2 separate regions of the Homo sapiens genome follow, and region 1 is linked to region 2. Evidence: chromatin loops called from intact Hi-C (ENCODE). Cell type or tissue: PC-3. All regions are shown on one strand. Each heading gives the region's core, and the rest is flanking DNA. Links, peaks and the distances in the headings are about the cores only. Region 1 overlaps CCDC192 (coiled-coil domain containing 192). Region 2 overlaps FBN2 (fibrillin 2).

What was found. A loop is a pair of places that touch in the nucleus more often than their neighbours do. Peaks named below come from ENCODE experiments on the same cell type or tissue, not always from the same donor. Only the 100,000 strongest peaks of a DNase experiment are listed, where the experiment ranks them.
Region 1: a loop joins it to region 2, with 27 times the contacts of the local background. A loop is called at or near these places in 7 of 110 quality-filtered maps.

The regions. Positions count from the first base shown.
Region 1 is chr5:127,741,793-127,751,702 of GRCh38, forward strand. The region is part of intron 2 of CCDC192 (coiled-coil domain containing 192); the gene reads left to right. Among named protein-coding and RNA genes, the nearest start is that of CCDC192, 43 kb to the left of the region's middle. In PC-3, for the core only: a CTCF peak has its summit at 5,136 (motif pointing right); a DNase peak (open chromatin) is centred at 5,129; H3K27me3 peaks cover 1,344 bases.
Region 2 is chr5:128,493,892-128,503,801 of GRCh38, forward strand. All of the region lies in intron 5 of FBN2 (fibrillin 2), which reads right to left. Among named protein-coding and RNA genes, the nearest start is that of FBN2, 39 kb to the right of the region's middle. In PC-3, for the core only: a CTCF peak has its summit at 5,165 (motif pointing left); a DNase peak (open chromatin) is centred at 5,160.

The sequences.
Region 1 (9,910 bases), core at 1,234-9,233, 750 kb before region 2:
CTAAGAGCCTATAAAGCAATGTTACTAGAGATAGACCTGGAATATTTGAAAACAGATTAGAACTGCCTCTTACCACCTTCTAACATCTACCAGAATCTTCATCAAAGAGGAAGGAACAAAGCCCTAAAGCACAAAGCAGTATATTAGGAGTGAGCATAAAAACGTTAAATTAACCACCAAACTTGTGACATTCTTTTCATTTTTACATAAACCTAATCCCAAGATTTCTGTATTGGAGAGAAATTCTAGGCTGAGACTCCTAGTGAGCATATTAACTACGTCTGCCTTGTTACTCCTTATTTCCCTGTTGCCTAGTATAGTGCCTGGCAAATAGTGAGCCTTCAATAAATATTTTTTGAACTTAAATGAATTGAATTGCTTTGAGCTGAATAAGAGTTGGCATGTTAAGAGTTTTGGGTCAGCCATTATTTAAAGTTATTTATGAAGCTATCAAATGTCACATGGGCATTTCTCTTTAACTTCCATGCCAACAACCTTTTTATAAATTAAAATCTGAGTCAACAATTTCTTTCCAATACCTTTTTCTTTTATTCTATCAGTAATGCTATAGAAATGGACAAGTAGTTAAATCTTTCACAGGGTGAAAGGTTGACTTTTAGGAATGTGTTTATTTCTAAAAAAAATAGTATCCTGGAACCTTGCTAAGGCAGATAAGTTGATATAGAATACAGGTGCATCTTGGACTAGGTCCAGGGGAATTCAGGGACTCTAGTTCTGGAAAGGTCACCTGATAAAACATTCAATTCACAATTTAACAGAGATCATTTAGATAGGAGGTCTCTATACTTAGATTTCATAAACCAGTAAGAATTTTCACACCCAAAATAATTAGGGTTAGTTCTCATAGGACTGCCAACTTTTCAATTTTTTTCAAGACACTAAAACACAATAATTTCCATGTACCACCATCATTTGTTAAAGAAATATCCTCTTAACACCAAAGAAAGCAGAATGATTATAATCTCAGAATAAATGACAGTCTTCAAAGTGGAATCAATTTGGCTTCATGAAAAATTCACAATGTTCTCTTTAAAAGTTTGCCTTGTCCTTTTGTTGCTGGTTGGCACAAATGTTATCACAAACCAACACTGATCTATGGGGTGGCATTTGGGAACCACTAATATAATTAAACCCCTTTGGGCTGAGGTTTTTTTGTTTCCTCCTCCCTATCCACTCTCCACCCTTCCCAACTCATCTTTTCAGGGAACGCTGATCTCGCTGGACATTTATTTGGGTTCTCTTGCCCTCTGGCTTGATGAGTTCAGCCCAAGAGAGACACAGACAGGAGAAGAGGGGATGAGAAGAGAGAAGGTCAGGCTATTTACTCCGCTGGTTCATTTCCCCTCCCCGCTTCCCTCCAACCACCAAGACTGCCTAGACATAGTTGGCCGTGGCTGTGTTCCTCTCCTCAAGCTTTCTTTCTAGACTTGTCAGTTTTGCTCTTCCCCTACCTCTTCAGGTCAAGATAAGGCAAAGGGCACCCGTACTTCCAGGAAATGCTTCACCAACCTTTGTTGGTTCCTTTAATCTTACCCACACCTTCTAAATCATCCCTTCGTTTAACTCTCCTCGGTTTCTGCATTGGAGTAGCCATCTATTTCCTGCTGTCTTGATCAATACATTCTTCATTTAAAGATGAAAATGTTGAGACGCAGACAAATGAAGTAGCTGGTCCAAAGTCACATGGTCACTTAGAATCAAGTCAGATATAGACCATGCCTTCCAGATTACAAGAAGAGTGCTCCTTAGGTTGTGCTCATCCAGGCCACCATCCTCCCAGGGCCACCACCTGCTCAGCCATATAGATGGGCATTTCAACAACTAGTTGTAGTTTGTTCACATTTCTAATTTAAACATCTTCTTAGGTGACTATTGAGGCAAACCCAAACACAGAGGAATACTGTTTTCACTGGAGTGGATTAGAGCCAGGAAAATTGAGTTTTTAAATATTTGCCTAAGTAGAAATGGGCAATTTAGTATAAGAAACTATTGCAGGGCCAGGCGCGGTGGCTCACGCCTGTAATCCCTGCACTTTGGGAAGCCGAGGCGGGTGGATCACGAGGTCGGGAGATCGAGACCATCCTGGCTTAACACGGTGAAACCCCGTCTCTGCTAAAAAAATACAAAAAAATTAGCCAGGCATGGTGGCGGGCGCCTGTAGTCCCAGCTACTCGGGAGGCTGAGGCAGGAGAATGGCATGAACCCAGGAGGCAGAGCTTGCAGTGAGCCGAGGTTGCGCCACTGCACTCCAGCCTGGGCTACAGAGCGAGACTCCGTCTCAAAAAAAAAAAAAAAAGGAAAAAAAAAAAGAAACTATTGAAAACGCTAAACACAAAAGAACATGAGAATGATGAAATTACCACTGTGATGTGAATTCTGATCATGAAAGGGGAGCGGGGAGAGATGAAATAAATGTGCCCAGGGTGAGGGGCTGAGGCATGGGTGGTAGGTTGGGGAGAAGATGATCAGCTGGGGAAAGACTTGAATCTGCATGAGAAAATGAGTAGGTTGAAGAAGGGTAAGGAAGAATAGGGTGATAGGTGCCTGTCAAGCAGAAGGAGAGAGGAATGGACAGCAGTAATGAATAGATATCAAACAGGATATTTGTAAAATGTGTTTATCTGGCAGGAAGTTACTGTACCACTGAGCAGGGGCTGCTGCTGGAACCCTGACATATTAGAAGCCTCAGATTTTAGAGAAACTGAATTCTCCAAAACTGACCTATGTCAAAATGCTCTTCCACAATGGTGAAATTTGCCATAACCACACTTTTATTTAAAAATCTTGCTCTTAAATAAATGCACATGCACATATTTAATACATTAACTGTTCTTAATTACAAACTTGATTGAATTTCCCACTGCTGTTTGGTCACTTGCTGTTACAAAAGTGTCCCCATGGGTATTTTCTTTTACTTGGGTTTTAAAATAAGCTAGAGAGTCTTAATACCAAATTATTCTCTTTAAAGGAATTGGGATAATGGAATTATTAACATTTATTGAGCACTTCTTCTGTCAAAGCATTTACCTGCTTTACCTCATTCAATTCTTAAAACAACCGTTCCATCACTCAACCTCGTGACCACATTCTTGCCCTCATCTGCACATCTGGCCCCTGACCATGGCAAGCAGAGCTTCTCTGTGGCTCTGATCCCTGTCAATGTCCCAGGTCAGATGCATGAAAAGTATTGCTCAAAGAAGTCACTGTTATAGCCTCTCAGCATGAAGGACTGCCTGCTCTGGTACAGCCACCTTCCTTGACTGCCGAGCCTTTAATCAATCAACAATTATTTATCAGGCTCCTACTTACTGTTCAGCAAAGTCCCATCTGTCTTCTGCAGACAGGAATCTTTCTAGATACCGCACATGAAGTTGGATCAGTCAGAAACCTTGAGCCAATCCTTAAGGGTCAAAGAGTTTGTACAGCTGTCATTTTAGGACAGAGAAATAAAGGCTTAACAGCAAGGTAGAGGATAATGAGAAGGTACTGGAATAGATTAAGAAATCAAGAAATATAAAATTAGAAAATAATATGCAAATTTTCTTTTAAATTATCCAATGAGAAACCTTTGCAACCAAAATGAAGTCTACTCTTACAATGTCATATAAGATTTGTTCAGTTAGTAAACTATCAACCTCAACATCCATGCATAATAATAGTCAGGTGTCTTTACTGTAATCAAAGAGTTTATTGAATTTTTAGTGTTATTTAGTATCATTTTAGATTGATCATCTTGGCTACATTAGGTATCTGTATTTAGATAATAACTTTATATTTAGGTAGACAATTTTAAGACAAAAAGTAGAAATTAACAAAGAGAATTTTTATTAAATTGTTGGAATTTACCATTTGGAAATCCATACACAGGTTCAATTCCCAAACACCTATATATTGCCTATATTTTCATCATTTTGATGTCATATAACAGACTGTTGATTAGTATTATTCACTTGCAACTACTTTAACCACTGAAAGTATTCATTTTCATTATTAATACAAATTGCATGTGTCCACACGTACCTGGAAGTAAAATAAAATTAATTATGGAAGTCCTATCTTTCTGCCCTTCTGCCATTGCACCTTGCAAAACTGGGACAACAACTGAACACATCTAACTTTTTTAGTCTTTGAAACCACATATCCACCTCCCAGACCTCTATCTTTATGTGTTTACTTATTTTTGAAATTGTTCTTGACTTCATTTTTGTTTGCCTTTTTTCTGTTAATGGGGTTACCTCCTATTTAAAAAGTGCTTGCTTTTGTATAAGCTCTTTCCCGTAAGGGAGTGGGAGAAGCTGAAAGGCAGGTCAGAGAGCAGGGTGTGCTCACTGCAGCTGGAGTGAAGGTGTAAAAGACTGACTTTGCATTCTCCACAGTTTGCTCAGGTCTTTCTCTGTCCTAAAACAGATGACAATTTCCTAAATTTGTCTGTATGAAAAGTCCTATGTTATTTAATAACAGTCCTCGTTTATGCCTGTTTCATTTGGCTTTGACTTATATTGCTTTTGTCTTATGGAAATGTTTGTTCTTCTTAGCCAGGGAAATTTTGGGTGTTTGGAGAAGGCCTGGAGATATGGATTAGACAATCTTGCTGAGTCTACTCATACAAATTTTAAAAACTTCTTCTTGAGATCAAACATTCAACAAGAAAATTTTCCCTGGAAATAGCAGTCTAGATCAGAGATTCTCAATCTTTTAAAAATAGTTTGGCCTCATGACAATTCCCCATTTCTGCATATAATGTCTTACAACATGTATTCATCTCTAAGTGTAAATACACAAGAATTTTGTTTAAAGCCTTTTTTTTTTTTTTGAGAATTTTTGAACCCATTTTTGAAATTACTGGAACCATCAGGGATCCGAGGACAATTGGTTCACTTCCTAGTATCACCATTCCAGCCTAAGATATTCCTCCCCTAATGGCAAACTTTTGAGGGTGAGTATGCACCTGTAGTGGCAGAACTTGACTGTGGAGCCAGGCTGTTGGTGACGTAGCAATATTTTTTTGCCCCTCCTCCCATAGAATTCTGTTTATATCAGAGGCCAGTGGCAGAGACTCAAGGTTCAATGTATAGTATGAACAATTACAAAAACTGAATGAATGCTGTATTTTTATGCCTGGTTTCATTTACCACCAGATGGCTCTATTGTATCATCAGGAAATGCACACATGTAAAATCAGTGGTCTCATAAGCCATAGGGAAAAAAATAAAGCAGAAGTTAGACCTTTAAGGTATGTAGGAATGCAGTTCATTCTTTTTTTTTTTTATTTCTTGTTTCTTTTTTATTTATTTATTTTTTTATTGTTATACTTTAAGTTTTAGGGTACATGTGCACATTGTGCAGGTTAGTTACATACGTATACATGTGCCATGCTGGTGTGCTGCACCCACTAACTCGTCATCTAGCATTAGGTATATCTCCCAATGCTATCCCTCCCCCCTCTCCCCACCCCGCAACAGTCCCCAGAGTGTGATGTTCCCCTTCCTGTGTCCATGTGATCTCATTGTTCAATTCCCACCTATGAGTGAGAATATGCGGTGTTTGGTTTTTTGTCCTTGTGATAGTTTACTGAGAATGATGGTTTCCAATTTCATCCATGTCCCTACAAAGGACATGAACTCATCATTTTTTATGGCTGCATAGTATTCCATGGTGTATATGTGCCACATTTTCTTAATCCAGTCTGTCATTGTTGGGCATTTGGGTTGGTTCCAAGTCTTTGCTATTGTGAATAATGCCGCAATAAACATACGTGTGCATGTGTCTTTATAGCAGCATGATTTATAGTCCTTTGGGTATATACCCAGTAATGGGATGGCTGGGTCAAATGGTATTTCCAGTTCTAGATCCCTGGGGAATCACCACACTGACTTCCACAATGGTTGAACTAGTTTACAGTCCCACCAACAGTGTAAAAGTGTTCCTATTTCTCCACATCCTCTCCAGCACCTGTTGTTTCCTGACTTTTTAATGATTGCCATTCTAACTGGTGTGAGATGGTATCTCATTGTGGTTTTGATTTGCATTTCTCTGATGGCCAGTGATGGTGAGCATTTTTTCATGTGTTTTTTGGCTGCATAAATGTCTTCTTTTGAGAAGTGTCTGTTCATGTCCTTTGCCCACTTTTTGATGGAGTTGTTTGTTTTTTTCTTGTAAATTTGTTTGAGTTCATTGTAGATTCTGGATATTAGCCCTTTGTCAGATGAGTAGGTTGCAAAAATTTTCTCCCATTCTGTAGGTTGCCTGTTCACTCTGATGGTAGTTTCTTTTGCTGTGCAGAAGCTCTTTAGTTTAATTAGATCCCATTTGTCAATTTTGTCTTTTGTTGCCATTGCTTTTGGTGTTTTAGACATGAAGTCCTTGCCCATGCCTATGTCCTGAATGGTAATGCCTAGGTTTTCTTCTAGGGTTTTTATGGTTTTAGGTCTAACGTTTAAGTCTTTAATCCATCTTGAATTGATTTTTGTATAAGGTGTAAGGAAGGGATCCAGTTTCAGCTTTCTACATATGGCTAGCCAGTTTTCCCAGCACCATTTATTAAATAGGGAATCCTTTCCCCATTGCTTGTTTTTCTCAGGTTTGTCAAAGATCAGATAGTTGTAGATATGCGGCGTTATTTCTGAGGGCTCTGTTCTGTTCCATTGATCTATATCTCTGTTTTGGTACCAGTACCATGCTGTTTTGGTTACTGTAGCCTTGTAGTATAGTTTGAAGTCAGGTAGTGTGATGCCTCCAGCTTTGTTCTTTTGGCTTAGGATTGACTTGGCGATTTGGGCTCTTTTTTGGTTCCATATGAACTTTAAAGTAGTTTTTTCCAATTCTGTGAAGAAAGGCATTGGTAGGTTGATGGGGATGGCATTGAATCTGTAAATTACCTTGGGCAGTATGGCCATTTTCACAATATTGATTCTTCCTACCCATGAGCATGGAATGTTCTTCCATTTGTTTGTATCCTCTTTTATTTCCTTGAGCAGTGGTTTGTAGTTCTCCTTGAAGAGGTCCTTCACATCCCTTGTAAGTTGGATTCCTAGGTATTTTATTCTCTTTGAAGCAATTGTGAATGGGAGTTCACTCATGATTTGGCTCTCTGTTTGTCTGTTGTTGGTGTATAGGAATGCCTGTGATTTTTGCACATTGATTTTGTATCCTGAGACTTTGCTGAAGTTGCTTATCAGCTTAAGGAGATTTTGGGCTGAGACAATGGGGTTCTCTAGATATACAATCATGTCATCTGCAAACAGGGACAATTTGACTTACTTCCTCTTTTCCTAATTGAATATCCTTTATTTCCTTCTCCTGCCTAATTGCCCTGGCCAGAACTTCCAACACTATGTTGAATAGGAGTGGTGAGAGAGGGCATCCCTGTCTTGTCCCAGTTTTCAAAGGGAATGCTTCCAGTTTTTGCCCATTCAGTAGGATATTGGCTGTGGGTTTGTCATAGATAGCTCTTATTATTTTGAAATATGTCCCATCAAGACCTAATTTATTGAGAGTTTTTAGCATGAAAGGTTGTTGAATTTTGTCAAAGGCCTTTTCTGCATCTATTGAGATAATCATGTGGTTTTTGTCTTTGGCTCTTTTTATATGCTGGATTACATTTATTGATTTGCGTATATTGAACCAGCCTTGCATCCCAGGGATGAAGCCCACTTGATCATGGTGGATAAGCTTTTTGATGTGCTGCTGGATTCGTTTTGCCAGTATTTTATTGAGGATTTTTGCATCAATGTTCATCAAGGATATTGTTCTAAAATTCTCTTTTTTGGTTGTGTCTCTGCCCGGCTTTGGTATCAGAATGATGCTGGCCTCATAAAATGAGTTAGGGAGGATTCCCTCTTTTTCTATTGATTGGAATAGTTTCAGAAGGAATGGTACCAGTTCCTCCTTTTACCTATGGTAGAATTTGGCTGTGAATCCATCTGGTCCTGGACTCTTTTTGGTTGGTAAGCTATTGATTATTGCCACAATTTGAGATCCTGTTATTGGTCTATTCAGAGATTCAACTTCTTCCTGGTTTAGTCTTGGGAGAGTGTATATGTCAAGGAATTTATCCATTTCTTCTAGATTTTCTAGTTTATTTGCGTAGAGGTGTTTATAGTATTCTCTGATGGTAGTTTGTATTTCTGTGGGATCGGTGGTGATATCCCCTTTATCATTTTTTATTGTGTCTATTTGATTCTTCTCTCTTTTTTTCTTTATTAGTCTTGCTAGCGGTCTATCAATTTTGTTGATCCTTTCAAAAAACCAGCTCCTGGATTCATTAATTTTTTGAAGAGTTTTTTGTGTCTCTATTTCCTTCACTTCTGCTCGGATTTTAGTTATTTCTTGCCTTCTGCTAGCTTTTGAATGTGTTTGCTCTTGCTTTTCTAGTTCTTTTAATTGTGATGTTAGGGTGTCAATTTTGCATCTTTCCTGCTTTCTCTTGTGGGCATTTAGTGCTATAAATTTCCCTCTACACACTGCTTTGAATGCATCCCAGAGATTCTGGTATGTTGTGTCTTTGTTCACAGTGGTTTCAAAGAACATCTTTATTTCTGCCTTCATTTCATTATGTACCCAGTAGTCATTCAGGAGCAGGTTGTTCAGTTTCCATGTAGTTGAGGGGTTTTGAGTGAGATTCTTAATCCTGAGTTCTAGTTTGATTGCACTGTGGTCTGAGAGATAGTTTGTTATAATTTCTGTTCTTTTACATTTGCTGAGGAGTGCTTTACTTCCAAGTATGTGGTCAATTTTGGAATAGGTGTGGTGTGGTGCTGAAAAAAATGTATATTCTGTTGATTTGGGGTGGAGAGTTCTGTAGATGTCTATTAGGTCCGCTTGGTGCAGAGCTGAGTTCAATTCCTGGGTATCCTTGTTGACTTTCTGTCTCGTTGATCTGTCTAATGTTGACAGTGGGGTGTTAAAGTCTCCCATTATTAATGTGTGGGAGTCTAAGTCTCTTTGTAGGTCACTCAGGACTTGCTTTATGAATCTGGGTGCTCCTGTATTGGGTGCATATATATTTAGGGTAGTTAGCTCTTCTTGTTGAATTCATCCCTTTACCATTATGTAATGGCCTTCTTTGTCTCTTTTGATCTTTGTTGGTTTAAAGTCTGTTTTATCAGAGACTAAGATTGCAACCCCTGCCTTTTTTTGTTTTCCATTTGCTTGGTAGATCTTCCTCCATCCTTTTATTTTGAGCCTATGTGTGTCTCTGCACGTGAGATGGGTTTCCTGAATACAGCACACTGATGGGTCTTGACTCTTTATCCAATTTGCCAGTCTGTGTCTTTTAATTGGAGCATTTAGTCCATTTACATTTAAAGTTAATATTGTTATGTGTGAATTTGATCCTGTCATTATGATGTTAGCTGGTTATTTTGCTCGTTAGTTGATGCAGTTTCTTCCTAGTCTCGATGGTCTTTACATCTTGGCATGATTTTGCAGCAGCTGGTACCAGTTGTTCCTTTCCATGTTTAGCACTTCCTTCAAGAGCTCTTTTAGGGCAGGCCTGGTGGTGACAAAATCTCTCAGCATTTGCTTGTCTGTAAAGTATTTTATTTCTCCTTCACTCATGAAGCTTAGTTTGGCTGGATATGAAATTCTGGGTTGAAAATTCTTTTCTTTAAGAATGTTGAATATTGGCCCCCACTCTCTTCTGGCTTGTAGGGTTTCTGCCGAGAGATCCGCTATTAGTCTGATGGGCTTCCCTTTGAGGGTAACGTGACCTTTCTCTCTGGCTGCCCTTAACATTTTTTCCTTCATTTCAACTTTGGTGAATCTGACAATTATGTGTCTTGGAGTTGCTCTTCTCGAGGAGTATCTTTGTGGCGTTCTCTATATTTCCTGAATCTGAACGTTGGCCTGCCTTGCTAGACTGGGGAAATTCTCCTGGATAATATCCTGC
Region 2 (9,910 bases), core at 1,191-9,190:
GCTTGGATAACTGGGTAAATGCTAATGACCCTATCTGACATAAGGAATACAGAGAGAAAACCAGGGGATGACAGCAGGTTCAATGTAAGACATGTCATATGCAAGGTTTCTGCGAGACAGAGAGCTTTGTTTACGCAAGCAATAGCAAATATGGGTCTGTGACTCAGTTTAAGCTGGAGACACAGATATTTCAGAGGAGAGGCAAGCCAAGAAGACTAGAGGTGATCAGCCCTACCCTGCATCCTATTTATAAAGCAGCAGTGTCACTCCAAGATAGACCATTGTCTCCGCCTTCAGTCCAGAGGAGTGGCTCAGAGATTTTACCCAAAGAGAAAGGCAGGCCCATAAGAAGAAAGACCTCTGAAACTCTTTCCAAAGGAACTGACTTTATTTAAAATAGATAAAGTAGGGAAGTTCAAATCTGAAAGTGCTTTGGAAATGGAGATTTTGATGGTAGGCAATTAAAAGGAGGCTGGTAGCTTTATGAGGGCATTCAGCTAAGCCATGGCCAGTTAGTTTAGAGAAAGAGACAGCTAAGAAGTCTTTTTGGAGTCAGAGGCTCAAAGGCTGGCCCCAAAAATTTATCCTGCAAAGGGTCCTGGATTTAACTGGATCAGACTATGGAGCAATTTATACCCCAGGGCATTGTAAAAAAACAATTAAGAAATCAGTCAGAAATTAGTGAGGCCTAACAGATGGGTGTGATACTAACAGAAGCCAACAGCTTAACAGATCAGGGACAAGAACAGTAAAAGAGAGCACTGTTAAAACCACTGTCATCCCAGGTTAACTGGGCACATGTTCAAGACTGTGCCTCTGGGGGGCAGCATGAAAGGCTTTCCACTGCAGAAGAAACAGACTTCACTAAGATCGTCCAGCCAAGGCACTAAACAAAATAATTAAACAATAGTATCAAGACCCTGGGGTGTGGGCAGTATCAAAAGGTGCTGCAGTATCTTATTTTAATGTAGAGTTTTCAACAAAAAAACTATGATATGTGAAGAAACAGAAAGTGTGTCCATAGTACACAGGAAAAAAAGCAAGCAACAGAAATGTCCTTAGAGAGAACTCAGGACCAGCCTTAACAGACAAATACCTCAAAGCAGTCATTATGAGTATGTCCCAAAACCTAAAGGAAGCCATGCTGAAAAAACAAGGTTTACTGACAATGTCTCGTCAAAGTGAGAATATCATCAATGAGAAGACAAACTATAAAAAGAACCAAGTAGAAATTCTGGAGATAGAAAGTACAATAATTGAAATAAAAAATTCCCTGGAGATAATCAAGAGTAGATTGGAACTCGCAAAAGAAAGGATCAGTGAATTTCTGGTGATAGATCTATAGAGAGTATACAATTTGAAAAGCAGAGGAAAAAAATAAAAAAGAATGAAGAAATGTGAACAAAGCTTCAGGGAAATGTGGGACACCATTAAGCACACCAAAAATACGCAATAAAGGAAATACCAGAGGAAGAGGAGGAAAAGAACAGTAAAAGATATTCAGAGAAACAGCAGAAAACTTCCAAACTTGATGAAACACTATTAATTTATACCTCCAAGAAGTTTAACAAAGTTTAAGTAGTAAAAATGCAAAGATATCCAAATGTAGACATATCACAGTAAAAACATTAAAGACAAAAAGACAACTGTCAACAGCTGACTTTTTATCATAACAATTAAGGATAAAAAGCCTTAAGACTCTGGAAAAAGTGCTAACTTGACCTAATGCAATCAGAAAGAAGCAAATAATAATGATCAGAGAAGGTACTAATAAAATAGAAAATAGAAAAGTAAGAGAAAAATCAACAAAATCAAAAGGTGGTTCTCTGGCAGATAAAGTTGGCAAACCTTTAGCTAGACTGACCCCACCTCTATAAAAAAGAGAAGACTCAAATTATTTATACTAACATCAACAATGAAAGAGGGAGCATTATTACTGACTTTACAGAAATAAAGAGGATAATGAAGTAATACTCTGAACATGAAGTGAACAAGTTTACCAACAAATCAGACATATGAAATGGACAAGTTTCTAGAAAGATAGAAATTACCAACAGTGACTCTAGAGTAATTAGAAAATTGGATTTTCCAATTAATGAGTAATTATTTTCTAATTACTAATTTATAGTAGGTAAAGGGATTCACTTAGGGATAGAGAAACTATCCACAAAGAAAGGCCCAGGCCCAGATGGCTTTACTGGTAAATTCTACCAAACATTTAAATAACAATACCAATTTTTCACAAACTTTTCCAAAATAATAAGAGGAAAGAACACTTCTCCAGTCACTCTATGAGGTCACAATTACACTGATACCAAAATCATACAAAGATATCAAAAGAAAAGAAAACTACAGACAATATTCTATGTAAATATAAAAGCAAAAATCTTCAACAAAATACTAGCAAACCAAATCCAACAATATATAAAAAAGATTATATACCACGACCCAGTGGGATTAATCCAAGGAATTTGAGGATATGTAAATCAATCATTGTAATACACCATATCAACAGAATAAAGGACAAAAACCATATGAGCATCTCAATATACACAGAAAAGAACAAGTTTCATAATAAAAACACTAAAAAACTAGGAGTAGAAGGGAACTTCCTCAGCATAATAAAGGGCCTCTACAAAAAACTCATAGATAATATCATATTTAATGGTGAAATACTTGTTACGTTCCGCGTAAGATCAGACTAGGACAAGGAAATCTGATCTTGCCACTTCTATTCAACATTTGTACCAGAGGTTCCAGCCAGAATCAGACAAGAAAAGAAAAGAAAAAGCATCCATGTTGGAATGAGAGAAGTAAAACCATCTCTATTTGTAGATGGCAACACTCACGCATTTCATGTATATTATAAAATATACATTATGAAAAAATATATTTAATATATAATACATGTAAAATCCTAAATTATCCATTGAAGACTATTAGAATTAACAAGTTCTGCAAGATTGCAAGATACAACATCAATACACAAAACTCAACTGCATTACTGTACACTGGAAATAAATGTTTCAAAAATAAAACTGAAACAACTCTATTACAATAGCACTAAAAAGAATAAAATAGAAATAAATTTGACAAAAGAAGTACGAAACTATACTCTGAAATGTATAAAACATTGTTGAAATAAATGTTTAAAAATATAAATGAAAAGATATTCCATGAAAGAAAGAAATAGAAAAAGAACAAATTGAACAATGATTTAAGACTGAAGGATATCCTTTCCTAAGTGTCTTCAACAGATGGGAGTGAGGTACAGAAATAGGTTCCTTGTTTTGAGTTATAATGAAGGGCAGCCTGATGACATGTCAACACCTGGAATACCAAACACCAGACTTAGGAAAACTTAACAATGACACATGTGGATGTACCATGGATGAGTACACACCAGAAATCCTAGATCCTCAGAGATTTGTGGATTACACTTTCTTGGGCCACTTTGAACTATGAGCTGAATTTCTAGGATCTGGTTTGATAATCATCACAAATCTAATCCCAAATGGATGAGGAACAAAATAGTGGGGGCAACAAGTCCACTTCAAACTTGTACAAAGTGGTTAAGTAATTTTAGGGATTTGCTTTGTTGTCATCGTAACACTCAAGAAAGTGGCCTGAACCATCCAGAACCAGCACGTAAAAGGAAAGGCATACTGCAGTCTCCAGGCACAGGTAATTCAAAGTATAGTCGATCTAGACTTCTATGTTTTATCATGACAAATTTCTGGCAATAAAGTGTTTTTAAAAGGGGGTGTTTTTTCTAGTTCACAGTGATGTCTCTGAGCTAGTGGAAGAGGTGGAGCCATATTTCAATATTCCTGGTAACGTGATAGTTAAAATAATTAACACAAAATCTCCAAACAGTTTTAACTGAATGATTAGGAGAGTTTGTTTCATAATTCTAGTTAAGTAACAGAAAAAAATTATTAGCCATTTGTATCATGCAATGTACCAAATTCTTTATATATGCCAGAACATACTTAGTGAAATAACTCCCAATTTAGAACCCCTCATGCCTCAACCAATTTATCCCTTTCTGACACCCACCTGAAACTAGGAAAAGGAAAAGCAAAAGCAAAAGGAAGCCCAACCCCTCTGTCCTGAGGAGGACTGTGAGACATCAGAGGGAGGCAGGAGAGAGGCATGGCAGAGCCCAGAGTTGGACCAGTGTGTCAGACACATTACTGGGAATGCAGAGGGCAGAGCACATTTGCTTCCTTTGGGGACTCCAGAAAGAGATGACCATTCAAACCCAAACCATTCTGAAGGTTGACACCATCAAAGTGATTCTTGCATGGCCCCACAGGGACCTGGAAGTTACTGAAGAGTCTGGCTAGGGCTTATGCAAAATCTCATATATTTTCTTGTTCATACATAACAGCCAATGGAAGCAAAAATCTCCAACATCTCACCAGTCACGGGATAATTAATGAATATAGCACTTTCCACTGGGATTTCCCAAAGTACCTTCCTCACTCCTCCAACTCCTTCTCCATTATCTGCTCAGCTGTTCTTTGATCTTGTCTAGTTCAGCTCTAGGTTTTTATCCTCAAGTGCTCTGTGCCTGAAAAAATGGACCTTGGTATTCCCTAGCACCAACCAAGCCCTCAAACTGTCTTTTTATCAAACGACTCTTCAGACACCACCTCCTTCACAAATTATTTATATTTTTACAAGAGAGAGCTCAAGTTCCTCTGGCTTCACTCAAATGCAGGGAAATAAACTATACTTATTTATAGCTTTGTAGAGTCATAAACAATAGAAAATACATAACTGTGAAATAAGAAATGAATACTTATGAATGTCAGTAATTATTCTAAAAAGAGAAGTATTATATAAGTAGTACTTAAAAAGTGTGCAGGGTTACATTCCTTTATATATTTCACTATGATCTCTACAATCTTACTATAATCTACAAATCTATAATGTAATAACTGATTAAGATACAGATTTAGTTTTAGCAAGATTTGTCATTAATTTCCTTCAAACGAGTAGGATTTTCCTTTTTAAAAAACTAGATAAAGCTTCCCATTCATTTACAAGTCATTCTACATATTATTTTTAAAGTTTATTTGGGTTATTTCTTAGTTTACCACATAGTAACCAAGCCAAGATTCGAAGCTATTATAAACATTCTTGGCTCAATTTTGCCCCCTGCAGGGAGTATGTACTTCTTACATTGGGATTTAAAAGTATGAGAGATGGAGAAAACCTTAACATAAAGTTGACTATTCCAAATCCAGCGTTGCCTCATCAGAGAGAGGCAAAATCTATTCTGGTAACAGAATTTTAAGACATTATAAATCTTTCAAAATAATCTAGTAGTAAATTATACCCAGAGTGGCTTCATTTTAGGCACTATTCAATGTGAAAATTGAATTATTGGATAAAATATTAGAGATATTTTAATAAATGATTTCTTAAGCCTAGCTAATTATAAAAATGCCCTGGGGTACTTTGTAAGGGCCTCATGCTATACCAATGTTTCACAAACTTCACCTTATAGCACAATTACTTCGCGGGCTTTAAAAAATGCTAATGTTTGGCCATGGGTCCTATGGCTCCAGAGATTCTTATGTAATTGATAGGGGATGAAGCCTGAGTGCCGAGATTTTTAAAAACTCCCTGGTGATGATAATAAGCAACAATGGTTGCAAATCACTGTATTCAGAGTACTGAATTTGAATCTCCAAGGAACAGATGTGGGAATCAATACTGTTGACAAAAATACTCTGGTGATTCTTATGACCAAGCAAGATGAGTAAACACTGATCTAGCCCAATGTCCTCATTTTTCAAACAAGAAATTACTTGTAAATTGACACGCTCAAGAACACAGTAATCTGTTAAATTCTAACTAAACTCTCTACTGTGACATTCAGAACTTAATTCTTTTTTTTTTTAAGATGAAAACCATCTTGTTCAAGATTTGGAATGTACTTTGTGTGCTATTTCTAAATCAGATGAAGACATTCACAAACATAAGGCTTTGCCCATATGCAAAAAGTTTGCATGCATTAAACCACGACATTAAGTATGGTCATGGGAAACACAGTCTTTAATTCGCAGAAGATGAGGCACCCACAGAATTAACGTTTCTTGATTGAGTAATATGCACTTAATAAAGTGCAACAATATTAGTCTTAAATGTCAGCTGCAGTATCACAAACTATATCATCTTCGATTGGAAGCCCCTCCTCCTGGCTTTCTGTGTGACTTTAGATAGATTTCAGGTCAAAAACTTTTTAAATGTGATAAAAAAAATTCCTGGAAAATACAGTAGAGTAAAACCATATCACAGAGTCTCCCTTTCCCACAGCTAATATCAACAACAACAACAACAACAACAACAACAACAAAGGTCAAATGAAACTAACAACACTTTTACTGTCAGCAGCTAAAGAAGAAATATGCCCAAATTCCTGACATGTTTGAAAAACAACAGACAAGGAATGAAACGGAAGAGTGTCATAACCCCTCTTCCCTCAAATGATATAGGGAATGAAAATGATGAGACTCTGACAATTCTTTTTTTTTTTTTTTTTTTTTTTTTTTTTTCAGACAGGGTCTCGCTCTTCCACCCAGGCCGGACTGCTGTGGCGCGATCTCGGCCCACTGCAAGCTCCGCCTCCCGGGTTCACGCCATTCTCCCGCCTCAGCCTCTCTCGAGTAGCTGGGACTACAGGCGCCTGCCACCGCACCCGGCTAATTTTTTGTATTTTTAGTAAAGACGGAGTTTCACCATGTTAGCCAGGATGGTCTCGATCTCCTGACCTCGTGATCCGCCTGCCTCGGCCTCCTAAAGTGCTGGGATTACAGGCGTGAGCCATCGCGCCCGGCCGAAATCTGACTATTCCTTCTGAAGAGCTGAGTTCGTCTTTAGCTTATGGATAAATTAGTTAAAAATTATAGGACTAAAATCCCTACCTACCCACATAACATCGCATTCGAAGAAAAAACAAAAACAAAAACAAAAATAAAAAAACAGAAAGGCCCAGTCATTGTGATCTCTACCAGATGGGAGAAAACTGGACAGTGAAGACAGAATTATATCATCACACAGGGTTAGTTATCCTCAGCATTAAGCACAAAGAACATAAGAACAAAGGATTCTCAGGGAGCAGCAGGCTGGGGTGAAGCCCCTTACAATCACAATAAGGAAGACAGACTAATGCTGAGGAATGATGAGACAAATACAGAAAACTAACACCAAGCAAGATTTTCTGATAGCAATGGTGCATCAGGTCCTGTAGCTGAAATGGGAGCAATCATTCAAATTTCAGGGATATCCTCTTTGAAAAAGAATACTTCCATGACAAGAGGGAGTGATCCTGACACAAAATATGTGAAGAATAACCTGAGAAAGTACAGAGCTCAGATCCTTTCATCACTGCTGCCCAAATCCCAGCTGTGCTCTTCCTTTCCTCATAGGGGCTCAGAACATAATGCACTTGAAATACCTGGCTCTCAAACAGGAGCTAGGGAAGGAAAACAATCCCTAGGTAATTCTGAAAGGGAGAAAAGAAAAATTCATCTATACCAAATTAATGCAAAAGCCCATTTCAAGGAAGCAGAAGACAGAAAGAAATGGGTCGGGAACTATGTACCATACTATAATTTTTTCCTAATACACAAAGCAGATTAAGAAAAGAATACTGCATTGTAGGAAAAAATAATGAGAAAACAAAAGAAAATTATGCATGATTTCTTTGTATTACAAAGCTATTTGTTAATAAATATATAAGGAAATGAATTCAGTAACAAAAGGGCTAAATAAAGTCTAAATGATCAAACAAAACAGTGAAATAAAAGAGAAACTTCTAAATAAACTAAAAACAAAGTAAGATATCTTATATGATTATAAAACCATTACACTAATTGGCAAAAACAACAGAACAGACACTGCTAAAAAGAATTACTGATAAAGATCAAAAGAAGTAAAGAGTGGATAAAAGATCAAAAGTCTAAAAAAAGAAATCAATATACTTGAAGTAGAGAACCTAAAAATGGAGAAAAATGACTCGAAGACACAACAGAACATTTCTCCAAAATTAAGGAAGAAGACTATCATTCCAAATCAAATGATCACATGCTTTTCACTAAAACTAGTACAGAAAAAAATATATACATGATTATAAAGTAAAAACCCTTTGGGTATCCAGGAAAAAACAGCAAGTGACTTAGGAGAAGAAAGATCAGGCTAGAGTCAGACTTCTTCATAGCACACACAATGCCAGAAAACAATTGGATCCTATCTACAGAAATATGGAAGGAAAAAGGTACAAACAGCTCAAAGAAACAATAGAACGTTTCTCCAAAATTAAGGAAGAAGTCTATCATTCCAATCAAATGATCACATGCTTTTCACTAAAACTTATACAGAACAAAAAAAAAAAAATAATTATAAAGTAAAAACTCTTTGAGCATCCAGGAAAAAACAGCAAGTGACTTAGGAGAAGAAAAATCAGGCTAGAGTCAGACTTCTCCACAACACATTCAATGTCAGAAGATAATTGGATCATATATACAGAAATATGAAGGGAAAAAGGTACAAACACCCAAGTTAAACTTATCCAAGTTGGAATTTAAGTATAAAGCAACAAATCAACATTATACACAATAAGAAGGCACTCAAGCAGAGCCTAGAAAAATCACTTGACAAAAATTGAATCAATCTATAGGTGAGGTGAAAAAAAGCAACAATAAAAGATATCATACTTACTCCCCTTATGGTGGAGAGATAAAAGAGATTGTATAATGTTGGTAAATCAAGAAATTGTGGCCTAAGTATTTTAATCAGATTTTAAAATTTTACAAAACAAATGAGATTAGGAAGTGGTTTATATAATGTTGAAAGTAAATCTAAAATAATAATTTTTAAAAAATTTTGCACTAATTTTTGTAAGAAGAAAAGCTTTCAAGGAACAAAAATAAGCAGGCAGAAAATTCCTCTTCTTTATGTGCTATGACACTTTCTTTGTTCAACATAAATTTAGCTTTTAACTCTTTGAGAAGAAGTGATAGGACAATAAATTATAAAAACATACCCTGACTATTTTTCTAGTTACATTTCCTGACTTCCCAGCTGATGTGGTTTGGCCATTCCCCACCCAAATCTCACCTTGAATTGTAATAACAAGGGTGGGGCCAGGTGGAGATAACTGAATCACAGGGACAGTTTCCCCCATACTGTTCTCATGGTAGTGAATAAATCTCAGGAGATCTGATGGTTTTACAAAGGGGAGTTCTCCTGCACAAGCTCTCTTGCCTGCTGTCTGTAAGACATGACTTTGATCCTCATTCACCTTCTGCCATGATTATGAGGCCTCCCAGACATGTGGAAATGTGAGTCAACTAAACCTTTTTCCTTTATAAATCACCCAGTCTCAGGTATGTCTTTATTAGTGGCATGAGAACAGACTACTAATACAGTAAATTGTTATCAGATAGTGGGGTGGTGCTGTAAAGACACCTGAAAATGTGGAAGAGACTATGGAACTGGGTAACAGGCAGAGGCTGGAACAGTTTGGAGGGCTCAGAAGACAGGAAGATGTGGGAAAGTTTGGAACTTCCTGGAGACTTGTTGAATGGATTTGATCAAAAAGTCCAGGCTGAGGTGGTCTCAGATGGAGATGAGGAACTTGTTGGGAACTGGAGTAAATGCCACTCTTGATATGCACAGATACTGGCAGCATTTTGCCCCTGTCCTAGAGGTCTGTGGAACTTCGAGCTTGAGAGAGATGATTTAGGATATCTGGTGGAAGAACTTTCTAAGTGGCAAAGCATTCAAGAGGAAGCAGGTCATAAAAGTTTGAAAAAAATTGCAGCCTGACAATGTGATAGAAAAGAAAACACCATTTTCTGGGGAGAAATTCAAGCCAGCTGTAGAAATTTGCCCA